Linked DNA regions of Mus musculus: region 2 is linked to region 1. A link is a loop called in an ENCODE intact Hi-C map of the cell type or tissue named here. Cell type or tissue: left cerebral cortex. All regions are shown on one strand. Links, peaks and the distances in the headings refer to the core of each region. The heading gives the core; the rest is flanking DNA.

Region 1 (5,371 bases), core at 251-5,250:
TTGAACTCAGGAAGCCTCCTGTGGATAACAGTTCCTCGGCTTCCAGGGAACCAGCTTCTAGCCCCGGGGAAACAGGCTTCAGGGTCCTCAATAGGCAGCCTGCCAAACTCTAGGCATCATTTGACTCTGGACTTGAAATATTTAGGCATTACAGGATGCATGCCTCCAGCTGTCCCTGACCAGATCTGAAGGCAGTATGCCTTCCTGTCATCTCCAAATTCATTCCTGAAGGGACATAAATGAACCAGGAAGGATGGAAAGCAACAATCTTTCTCCAAGCTGACAGACAGACAGACAGACCTAGCCTAGCCTAGCCACCAGCCCTTCCAGAGACTAAACATCTCCCAAGCTACTCAAGGTGCCTTTGGCTGTAAATAGAAATGGAGTTAGTTGCCTTGGGAATCAATTTTGTGACTGTTGTCGGAAGGTAAGGAAAAACTGAATTCCAACCAGTCCTCTGTGATAAAGGAAATGGCAAGGACATCAACAGAAACTACCCATAACCCGTAATGCAGTCCTCTCCTGTGCAGCAAGATCAGTCTTCCTCTTCAAGGGGTGTGACGGCCTGGGTAGTTGCACTGGGCATTTTGGGACAAGCATGTCTGTTCAGCCCTGGGCTCTTACAACCATGGGACCTCTCATCTGCTGCTGTCTCAAGCCTCTCTCAATGTCTGAGCCTTGAGATCTTACCTTCCACAGGGAGGCTGACCACCCACGGTTCCCTGTCCCAAGCATCTCCCACATTTCTAGTGTTAAGAGTCTTATTTCAGAAAATCTGCGGCACTGATGTAATTAAACGGTCTTTTAAGGCAAAGAACCCTAACAATCAAGGGAAGCCAAACCAGTCTACAAGAACCACGACAATAGGAAAATCCCAACTGCACAGCCAAGAAAACGAAGGAACACATGTGGCAAAGAGGAGTGGGGAGAGAAGCTGGGGGTGGGGGGCACTCTACACAGGCCTATGTCTGGATTATAGTCATCTGTCTGGCAGCTGCAATCAAGGGGACAGTAGAGTGTCTGAGCCCTACCTCAGTCATCCTGGGAGGCCTGGGACCCACTTTTTTCTCTCTCCCTACCCCCCCCCCCAACACACACACACACACACACTCTTTTGTCCCTGATGATCAGGCACGTCTCTGTCTGTCTCCCTCTCCAGCTTTATTCTCAAATCTTCAATGCAAATATTTTGACATTTTGGCTATGACCAGATGTATAAATAGCACACGTGGCATATCACAGAAACAAGGATAAATAAATAAAAAAGAAAGCCAAAGACTAGAGTAGAGATTTTTAAAAAATAATTCAATCTCTGCACACAAGAACTGCTTTTGGAACAATCAACACACAGCACTCCTCACTCCCCCTCAAAGCCCTCGGGCCCAGAGGAAAGGTCCGGAGACACAGGCGAGGGAGTTTGAAGCCTTTGCCTTTCCTAAACAATAGAATCTTTGTACGTTTGGTATTGGGCTTTCTGGGGAGTTTTGTAATACCGGTGTCTCCCCCACTGGCTTTTGAGTGCAGCCTTATTAAATTCAAAGATATATGTTTAGAATGCAGAGAGTGGTCTCTTGGCCACCTAGCCTCCTCTTCAGCAGGATGTGGGCAAGAGTGACAATGGGTCATCACCCATTAGACACTTAACTTTCCTGATGCCTTAGCTTTCTTCTCTAAGAGCTTCCTGAGGCTACAAGCCTTCATCCTCCTACAGTCCTATGGCTACTGCTGGATAGTAAATTGAGTTCACAGTTTTCTCAAAAAATATTTTTTTCCTCTTTGCTGAAATTTAGCTTCAGAGGAAAACCATCCCCCTGTTGCCCTGTTGCAGAGTTCCTCTGGTTCTGCATTTGTCCTCTGACCTCACAGAGAACCAGTACTTCCTTGGAAATGACGGTTTCCGTGTAGTGGGCTGCCTGAACAGAGATGAATGCTAAGAGTAGCCCCAGAGTCTTACTAACCAGAATCCAGACCCTGGTTCTGTCCTTGACTTCAAAATAGCTTTTTCTATGTTTGCTTCTGAACCTGGAAGTGAAAATCACCCTTATCTACTACAGAGTATGTATTATAGAACATAAGAAGTTATATTCCATTTGGGTTGGGTTGGGTTGGGATGGGTGGGTTTGGTTTGGTTTGGTTTGGTTTGGTTTGGTTTGAGGAGTGGTGGTATTTATGTTTTAATTTGAAAAAAACATAGAGAACAACAACAACAAATTCCAGATGCCTTTCTGGAGAGCTTTCCCTAGACATGCGTGGGTCTGGGATGGATCCAAAGCCTTGCATGTGCTAAGCAGGCACCCTACCGTGGAGTTCCATCCTGCCACTGAGCTCCAGCCCAAATCCTCTTTGTTACTCCACGGTTGGGGGTTGGGGGTATGCTTGTGTAAAATATAATGAAATGTTTAATGAAAAAAATTCATTTTAGTATATTTGAGACTGCCACAGAGGGGAGCAGGGGATGTGAGGAGAGGGGAAGAGCAGGAGACATGGAAGAGAGGGAAGGGAAAATGGGGAAGGAAATGAGCAGTTTAATTTTTTTTCAGTGCTTTGGATCAAGTACAACACCTCCAGTAGACTAGGCTGCACCTACCACCTACTTACCATTCCACCCCAAAGCCACATCCCATCTTTGGAATGAATAATATTATCTTCCCAATTCCAGAGGGCTCCAAGAAAAAAGACAGGAAGGCTTGAAGCCTAAAGTAGCCTCAAGTGTTTAAAGTCTTAACCAAAGCCAAGCTCCAACTATTGACTTGGTTACTGTGTTGGCTTCAGGCAACTCTTAGTTTCTTCTTCCATTTCTAAAAACGTCATTTAGCACTTCTCATAATGATGTGCCATAGAAGCCCTCAGAGAGAGCAAAATGCTTCTTTCCCAGAAGGGGTCACTGATTAGATAAGGTGAGGCACATACAAAAGAAACGGGGAAATCAGGCTCACTGTGTCCAGTCCTAGAAGGAAGAGGAATGGGCCATGGCTGTCCAGAGGATGAGACAAAGCAGCAGAAGGCTGGAATGGGGGAGATGGCACACAAGGCGATGCTGATGTGCAGGGCTGGAAACATGGAGGCCAGCCTGATACATACTCTAATAATACCCTCTGCCTCCGAGCTGCCGCCCCCACATCCTCTGCCAGCCCAGATCCAACAAGGCCTCTTGTGTTTTACTAGATTTTAATATGCCTGCACTTCAGAGCCTTCTCCGACTTGTTCTTTAAAACAAATTTTAAAACACACAGAGTTTTACAGATCACCAGCAAAAAATAAGTCTCATCTCTGAAAACACCCCAGACTCCAACCCTCCCATGTCTTCCTCTTCTTCCTTACCCTTCCTGGTGCTTTCTCCCTCCCTCCCTCCCTCCCTCCCACCCTCCCTCCCTCCTTCTATTCCTCCTTCCCTTCCTCCCTTTCTTCCTTCCTTCTTCCTCCTTCCTTCTCCTTCTTGTTTCTAAGCTTCTCAAGGCAGAATAATCCCTAAGATAGAACATGAACTTGGAAGTTAGAAACCAGGCGAGGGCCTGCCATATGCTGGCAATGTCACATGTCACCACTCTGAGCTTGAAGTTCCTCCTTCACAAAATGTGGCTGGAATTCTACATCCCAGGGCTGGGCTCTACATAATCATTATAAATATACCAACACAATGAGAGTGCCTAAGGTGTGCTTGTGGTCGGACGCTGTTCTGCCAGCTCCTTCCACCTTCATACCTAGAATGCTACTCTGCTCCTTATCCAACCACAACCTTTAAACGAAACTTGACAGTGAGCCACAAGAAAACCCTAGCAGGAGCTAATATGTGGTCCTCCTATTGGGACTCGCTTGAAGGAAAGAGTCTACTTTCTATTTCAGGGTTTTGCATGATATTTTTGCTCCTCTTACCGCAAGAACATTTTGTTTTCGACCAGTTTGCTTATGCTCTGGATCTGTTTATATTTGTACAATCACTAGCATGTTTCTTTTTTCCTATTTATTCCTCCTCTGAAATCAATCTAACTTAAGTGACTATCACGTGGGCCGAGAAGGCTGCAACCCAAATCCCGTTTCACTTTGTTTATACAGTGCCTGGGTCAGTGCAGGAAGGAAACACTCAGTCGACCACTCAGCCAATGCAGCAAAGAAACTCTAATGCAATCCTCTTCTGAAGTTTCCTTTCTTTACCAAAGGCCCTGTCCCGACAGACCGGGGGAGGTCCCAATAATCGATCCCAAAAAACCAAGCGTGGACAGATGGCGAGACTCATCTTCTGCTGCCTGTGTGTTTCTCTCCATCTCCCTTCCTTCGATTCTCCCTTTTCTCCCCACCACAGGCTCCATTTCTTCTCTCTATATTTGCCCTCTCAGAGCAGAGTGCAGTATAGCCTGTTGACAGTGTAAACTTGAAACTTGAAAGCTTCTTAGAGACCCTGGCACTAGAATTTCTATCCATTTCCCCAAAGGACAAAGTGAAAGGCTCAGCACAGGGCCAGGAAGACCTGGCTCCTGCCTTCCTAGTTCTCTAGAACATTTATGGGCATGGACAAGAAGGTGGGTCTATTTCTCCACTCCATTAGCTTTACAGTATTTAAAATTATTTCACAATACCTGTATTTGATGGGACACACCTCACAGGCAAGGCAACAGAAAACAAAGGCTTCTAGAAGAATTTTGTTAAGAATACTCTTCAATAACACAATTGTTTTCTTTCTTGACTTTATGGGAAAAAAATCTTAAAAACCAAAAAATATGCCATTTGGTAGGAAGTGGGTTAAAAATCAAAGTCAACCTTGACGTGTGACCAGAGCAGAGGCTGCGGCACACTGCTGTGGCACGCTGCTTTGTGGCACACTGTTGTGGCACGCTGCTTTGTGGCACGCTGCTGTGGCACGCTGCTTTGCGGGAAGCCTGGAAGGGCAAACCATCACCAACACAGATGCCTTTGTCTGAGGCTTTAGGCACTGCTCATACTGTGTCCCTAGAGTTATCTTCTTTGTTCCTTGTCGTCTCTCTCATCAGTGTGAAACACATCCAGACAGAAGGTCTGAGTAACAAGCACTAGGGATAAGACTTTCTCTGTAGGAAAAAACAAACAACAACAACAAAAAAACCTCCGAAAGCTTTGATGTTTGGCTGTGTGTCCCATCCCCAAGATCTTCCTGCTATGAAATTTGTATGGAGCCAGCACCGTTCAAGTTAAAAATCCCTTCAAATCAACCCTGGGTAAATGGCTCCATGGCTACAGTAAAAGCCATGAGACAACATGATCTCATCTTCTAAAGGTTTGATGTCACAAGCACAGCACACCAACCATTACAGGTGTGCATCTTACGGCTCCACAAAGTAAGAAGATGCTGTCAAGTACAATTTATTTATCAGGAGCCTGTTAGATTCGAAGTTATTGT
Region 2 (5,371 bases), core at 94-5,093, 130 kb after region 1:
TTTATGTTCTAAATCTCGCTATGAATTAGCAGTTATAAAGAGAGTTGTCAAAAGGTATATCCAGACATTGTCATCCTTGAAAGCACATGGTCATCGTTATACAAGGATGTACATATCCTTAGGCACGTCTGTCACTGTGGGGACTAGCTGCAGTTACAGATGGACATGGGAGTTCCCCTTCCGAAGCTGCTGCAGGAAAGCAGCTCAGCCTATCCTTGCACATCCATGACAGCAATTGCACTCACAGCAGCCGTGATATAGAGCAGATCAAGTGCCCATCAGCCCATCCTTGCACATCCATGACAGCAATAGCACTCACAGTAGCTTTGATACAGATCACATCAGGAGTCCAGCAACAGATGAGTGGATAAAGAAAACACAGTGTGTACACAAACCATGACGAGAAATGAGAGCATGATGTTTTCAAGAAAATAGATGCAACTGGTCATCTTTATGTCAGGAGAAAAAAACCCAGGCTCAGACAGGCAAACCCCATGTGTTTGCTTCTGTATGAAAAACCAAAAATTAAAAGTAATTGTGTGTGTATCTCGAAACTGAGAGGGGCTGTAAAAAGGAAGAGAAAGAGATCTTTAGGGAGGTAGGAGATAGGGTAAAGGAACATATTCGAAGAATACAACATAGGGCTGGAGAGATCGCTCAGCGGTTAAAAGTACTGACTGCTCTTCCGAAGGTCCTGGTTCAAATCCCAGCAACCACATGATAGCTCACAACCATCCTTAATGAGATCCGATGCCCTCTTCTGCTGTATCTAAATACAGCTACAGTGTACGTACATATAACAATAAATAAATCTTGGGGCCAGAGCAAGCAGGGCTGGAGCGAGCAAAGGTCCTGAGTTCAATTCCCAGCAATGACATGATGGCTCATATCCATCTGTACAGCTACAGTGTACTCATATACATGAAATAAATAGATAACTCTTAAACACACACACAAAGACGACAGCATGGTCTAACTGTGGAAAGAAAAGAAATGAGCTGGGGGGGAGGGGCAGTGTGGGGCCAGGGAATAGGAGGGCGTAGGGGAGTTGAACAAAAGAAGAAAAAACGTATATCACATATACAAAAGTACCATAAGGATGGGCTGACCAGCTCAGCTCCCTCCCAGGCCCAGCTCCTGGGCTCTGAGATTGGCCTGCCCACCCCAACATCTACCAATGAACTGCTGGAGTGCATGAAGGAGCAGGTCCTACATATGCAAAAATAAGCATCTCCATGACACAGGGCAACATCAGGATGCCTGAGAGAAGTCTCCGTGAGGATCCAGTATTCACAGAGTCGCAGAAGCCAGAGGCCTCCGACCTGAGCCAGGAGTCATTGCAATGAACATTCACAAGCAAAGAAGCAGGCTGAAGGGTACACCATGGGACACACTGTGACACAATAGAGATTTTTTTTCCTCTGTTGCGGGGAGGTTGCAAGGGTGGGCGGCAGGTACGAGGGGAGGGGGTGGTGAATGGGACTGGGTGGCATGATAGGACATTCACAAAGAAACCAACAAAAGGATAAAATGGACAGAATTGCCCTATGGCAGAGCCAGCGGAAGGACTGAAGGAGCTGAAGGGGGTGGCAACCGCATAGGAAGAACAACAGTGTTAACTAACCTGGACCCCTGGGACTGAGCCACCAACCAAACGCTATACACAGGCTGGTCTGAGTTCTCCAGCACATATGTAGCACAGGCTACTTTGTCTGGCCTCAGTGGGAGAAGATGCCCTTAATCCTGTAGAGACTTGATCCCCAGGCAAGGGGGAAGGGAGCACCCTCTCAGAGGCAAAGGAGAGGGAAGATGGGGCAAGAAATCTGTAAAGAGGGCGGGGGGGGGGGGCGGCAACATTTAGGGATATAAAAAATGAATAAGGAAAAGAGAAAAGAAAATTCGATAATGAGCCCATTACTTTGTATGCTAACCTGAAAAGATTAATTTTAAAAATTCCCTTTAACTAAGGCCTACCATGAAGCCATGACTATCTGTGACAGAAGCAACTGGAAGACTGGCGCTTTCCCAGGACTGTGGCTTGGGTGACAAGAGAGAAATCTGTGGGACACTCTGTAAATGGGGTGTGAAACCAGGATATGAACTACCCAGGAGTCACCTCCTTCTCACACATGAGCAAGTACAGCCTCCTTGCCTTCTCGCTCACCCGCTCGCCCGCTCGCTCACTCACTGCCTCCCTCACCACTTCCCTGGCAGCCAGTGAGGTGTTTTCATTCCAATGGGGCTTTTCCAGAGCCAGGAGCTCTGAAGCTGTGGAGCATCAGCAACGGGAACTGAGCAGCCAGCATCCAGGGCGCCTGAACTGGAGATCACCTTGGAGAGCCAGCCCTACCTCATCCTTGGAGCAAGCTGGCTTGGAGTGGACCTTGAACCTGGCTCTGCCTGCTTCAGAGCTGGGGTGTAAGCATACAGACCACTACATACAATCTAGCAGTCTGCAGGAAAAGCTGGCAGGTGGAATTTCATGCCTAAGTAAGTGGAAAGAACTGAGGTTGTAGTGGTCTTTTGGGGTTTTTTTTCCCCCGTTTTATCTGATGTGCTATTTCTTTTTAATCCACTTCTTCTAACATCCTGTTGGGCCTACGCTGCCTCTTATATATTTGGGGTTGGGGAGGAGGGACAGGAAGGGAGGCTGCAGGGAAGATTGTGATGGATCTGAACAGGAAATGTCTTTTTGACAAATGAAGGCTCTCTTCCCTTGCCTAGTTCTGAAACGCCTCTGGCTTGAAAGTTCTCCATATGCTCATAGCTGTTATTTAGGTACACCACGCAATTTCTAAACAAAGAGCTCCATTCTTGGCCCCCACTTACACAGCCTGCAACAGCAAGGCAATGTTCCACTGGAGAAATACAGGAGATCTAGGGCTGAGTGAGACCACAGGTCACAGAATAAAACGTGATTGGCAATGACAATAGGACGGTGTGGGTAGTCAGGGCCAATCAGCCTGCCCGAGAAGAAGCTTCTACCTGTTTCCAGAAAGTTCCAACATTCCCATGGGTGTTGCTTAGCTAGGCTTGCTATAACAAAGCACCCTAGACTGGGTGGCTTAAAGAGCAGGAAGGTAGCCTCACACTTTTGAGACTAAAGGGCTAAGACCAAGGTCTTAGCAAGGTTAATTCCTTCTGAGACTTTGTGAATCGGTCCTGTCTCTCTTCTGGATTCTGGTGGTTTTCTACCCATTGCTATTGACCCCCCGGGCTATCACCTTGAAATCCACATTTGTATCCATATACTGCCCTCCCCACGGGCATGGCCTATGACCACATTTCCCTTTCCATCCGCACACTGTGCAGCATGCACACACACAAACACACAAACCTCACTCGATTAGAGGTAAGCAGCCAGTGTTGGTAGATCTCTTCAGCCAGGTTCCAGAGAGAGGATCCATTCCTCTGTCTGAGCCTCTGAAGGAGGATTCCACAAGCCAAAGGGTGGAAAAGCGAGCTCACCTCCTAACCCCTTCCAACTCCTGATCCCGTCCACCTCCCCTCACCCCCTCACCCCCCCACCCCACCCCCCACCCCCAACTCCCATGCCATTCTAACCCTGGATGAATCCAGGCTCTTTTCAGCTCCCACCAGAATCACTTCAATTCAGTTTAAAATCAGGGAAACTACACCACAGGTTCTCAGCCTGTGGGTTGTGACCTCTTAGGACTTGACAGACCCTCTCACAGGAGAAGCCTAAGACCATCGGGGAAACACATTATATGATGCATAACAGTAACAAAATTACAGTTATAAAGTAGCAGTGAAAATAATTTTGTGGTTATGAGGTCACCACAACATGAGAAATATATTAAAGGTTGAGAACCGCCGAACTACAGGGCTTTTCTTCAGACGTGCCAGCTCTCTGCTCCAGAAAATTCTGATTTGACCCAATTTGGACTCACTATCCCAAAAATCATACCTACTCCAATAGAAGGAAAAGCTTGTGGTCAGCTCAGGGGTAGCCTAAGAAAAGCCAGTGGACACTTTTTCTGGGACACATGGGGCCCTCAAAAAGGTCAGGCCTTAAAAGGACAAAATCCTTTGTAACTGAGGGTGAAAATCAGCTCTGGAACACTGGGGCTTTGACACACGCACACTGGCTTTCGGGTACCTGCTCCCTATAGCAAAAGCTGCTACATTTACAACCCAATTCATGAAGGCTAAGCTTCCCACTTAAGGCGGCAGGTGTTTATTGGCAAATAAAATACCCAGCATCCACCTGAAACTGTCCCATATGTCCTTTGCGGGTATTAAGCCATTAAAATCCGGTAGCTGGTGAGATGGCTCAGAGGTTAAAAGCACTGACTGCTCCTTCCAGGGGTCCTGAGTTCAATTCCCAGCAACCACATGGTGGCTCACAGCCATCTGTAATGGGATCCGAAGCTCTCTTCTGGTGTGTCTGATGGCAGCTAGCATGTACTCATATAAATAAATAAACCTTTTAAAAATCAAATATTTAAATATTTGAAATCCACACAGCCGCTTGAAGCAGGTACAAGTATTCCCTCATTTTAGCAAGGAACATGGTGCACAAAGGCCAAGCAGCCCCCCTGAGCACACCCAACCTGTGAGTGCTGGAGCCTAGGTCTGAACTTTTGACATTAATAGTCTAGGTGCTGAACTGCTGCAATGGAGGACTAATGTAACTTTTAAGGAGTTGACAGAGCAAAACGTAGACGGAAATAACCGGAAGCTACAGCTGAACCGGAACCTGCTTGACTGTGCCACAGTAGCTGCATTTGAGAATGCGCTTTCTCCCACTCAACAAGCCTAGCCAGAGAATAAACAAAACTGTGTCCCCTGCCAGCCCTGCAGCATAGTGTGAACCGAAAAGGGGAGGCAGGGTGGGAGTGGGGAGTGGGGGTGGGGAAGGTGTGCCTGCTCCTATCAGGACAGCAATCTCTGGAGCTGCAGGCTGGGCTGTAATGTCCCCTAAGAGTCTTCCCTCTTTGCTTGCTCTTCCGTAAATGCAAATTCTAAAATGGCAAACAAACAAAAACCTGGCCCAGTTTCTACTTAAGAGTGTGATTTCCACCTGTGGGAAGAAGAGTGCTGCCTAAGCCTCCCACACTTCCGTGCGCAGCTGTCACAGACCTTGACAGCCTCACCTCAGAGCCGGGAGGATGCTGGGACTGGCTTCTTTGTTTTTGAGTCAGTTCTTAACTCTTGGGAAGAGAGTTGACCATCATCCCCTTGGAAAGCACTCAGAAGCCCTCCCCCTCTTTAAACCAATCTGGACTACAGCATCTGTCAGTTTCACCCCCAAGGTTACTGCTGCTCTGCAAATGCAGGGGTCAGAGTGACTACAGCTGCGCACTAAGTTAAGCTTAACAGCCTTGTTTACTCTAGCAGGTTCCTGGTA

The links. Peaks named below come from ENCODE experiments on the same cell type or tissue, not always from the same donor. Only the 100,000 strongest peaks of a DNase experiment are listed, where the experiment ranks them.
Region 2: it touches region 1 in a loop (3-fold over the local background); 6 of 42 quality-filtered maps call a loop at or near these places.

What each region holds. Positions count from the first base shown.
Region 1 is chr13:111,266,093-111,271,463 of GRCm38, forward strand. No RefSeq gene overlaps it. Among named protein-coding and RNA genes, the nearest start is that of Actbl2, 14 kb to the left of the region's middle. In left cerebral cortex, for the core only: no CTCF peak of the experiment used is centred there; DNase peaks (open chromatin) are centred at 691, 3,071, 3,568, 3,776 and 1 more place; H3K27ac peaks cover 2,210 bases.
Region 2 is chr13:111,392,391-111,397,761 of GRCm38, forward strand. No RefSeq gene overlaps it. Among named protein-coding and RNA genes, the nearest start is that of Gpbp1, 95 kb to the right of the region's middle. In left cerebral cortex, for the core only: no CTCF peak of the experiment used is centred there; DNase peaks (open chromatin) are centred at 2,143, 2,744, 4,789 and 5,019; H3K27ac peaks cover 2,363 bases.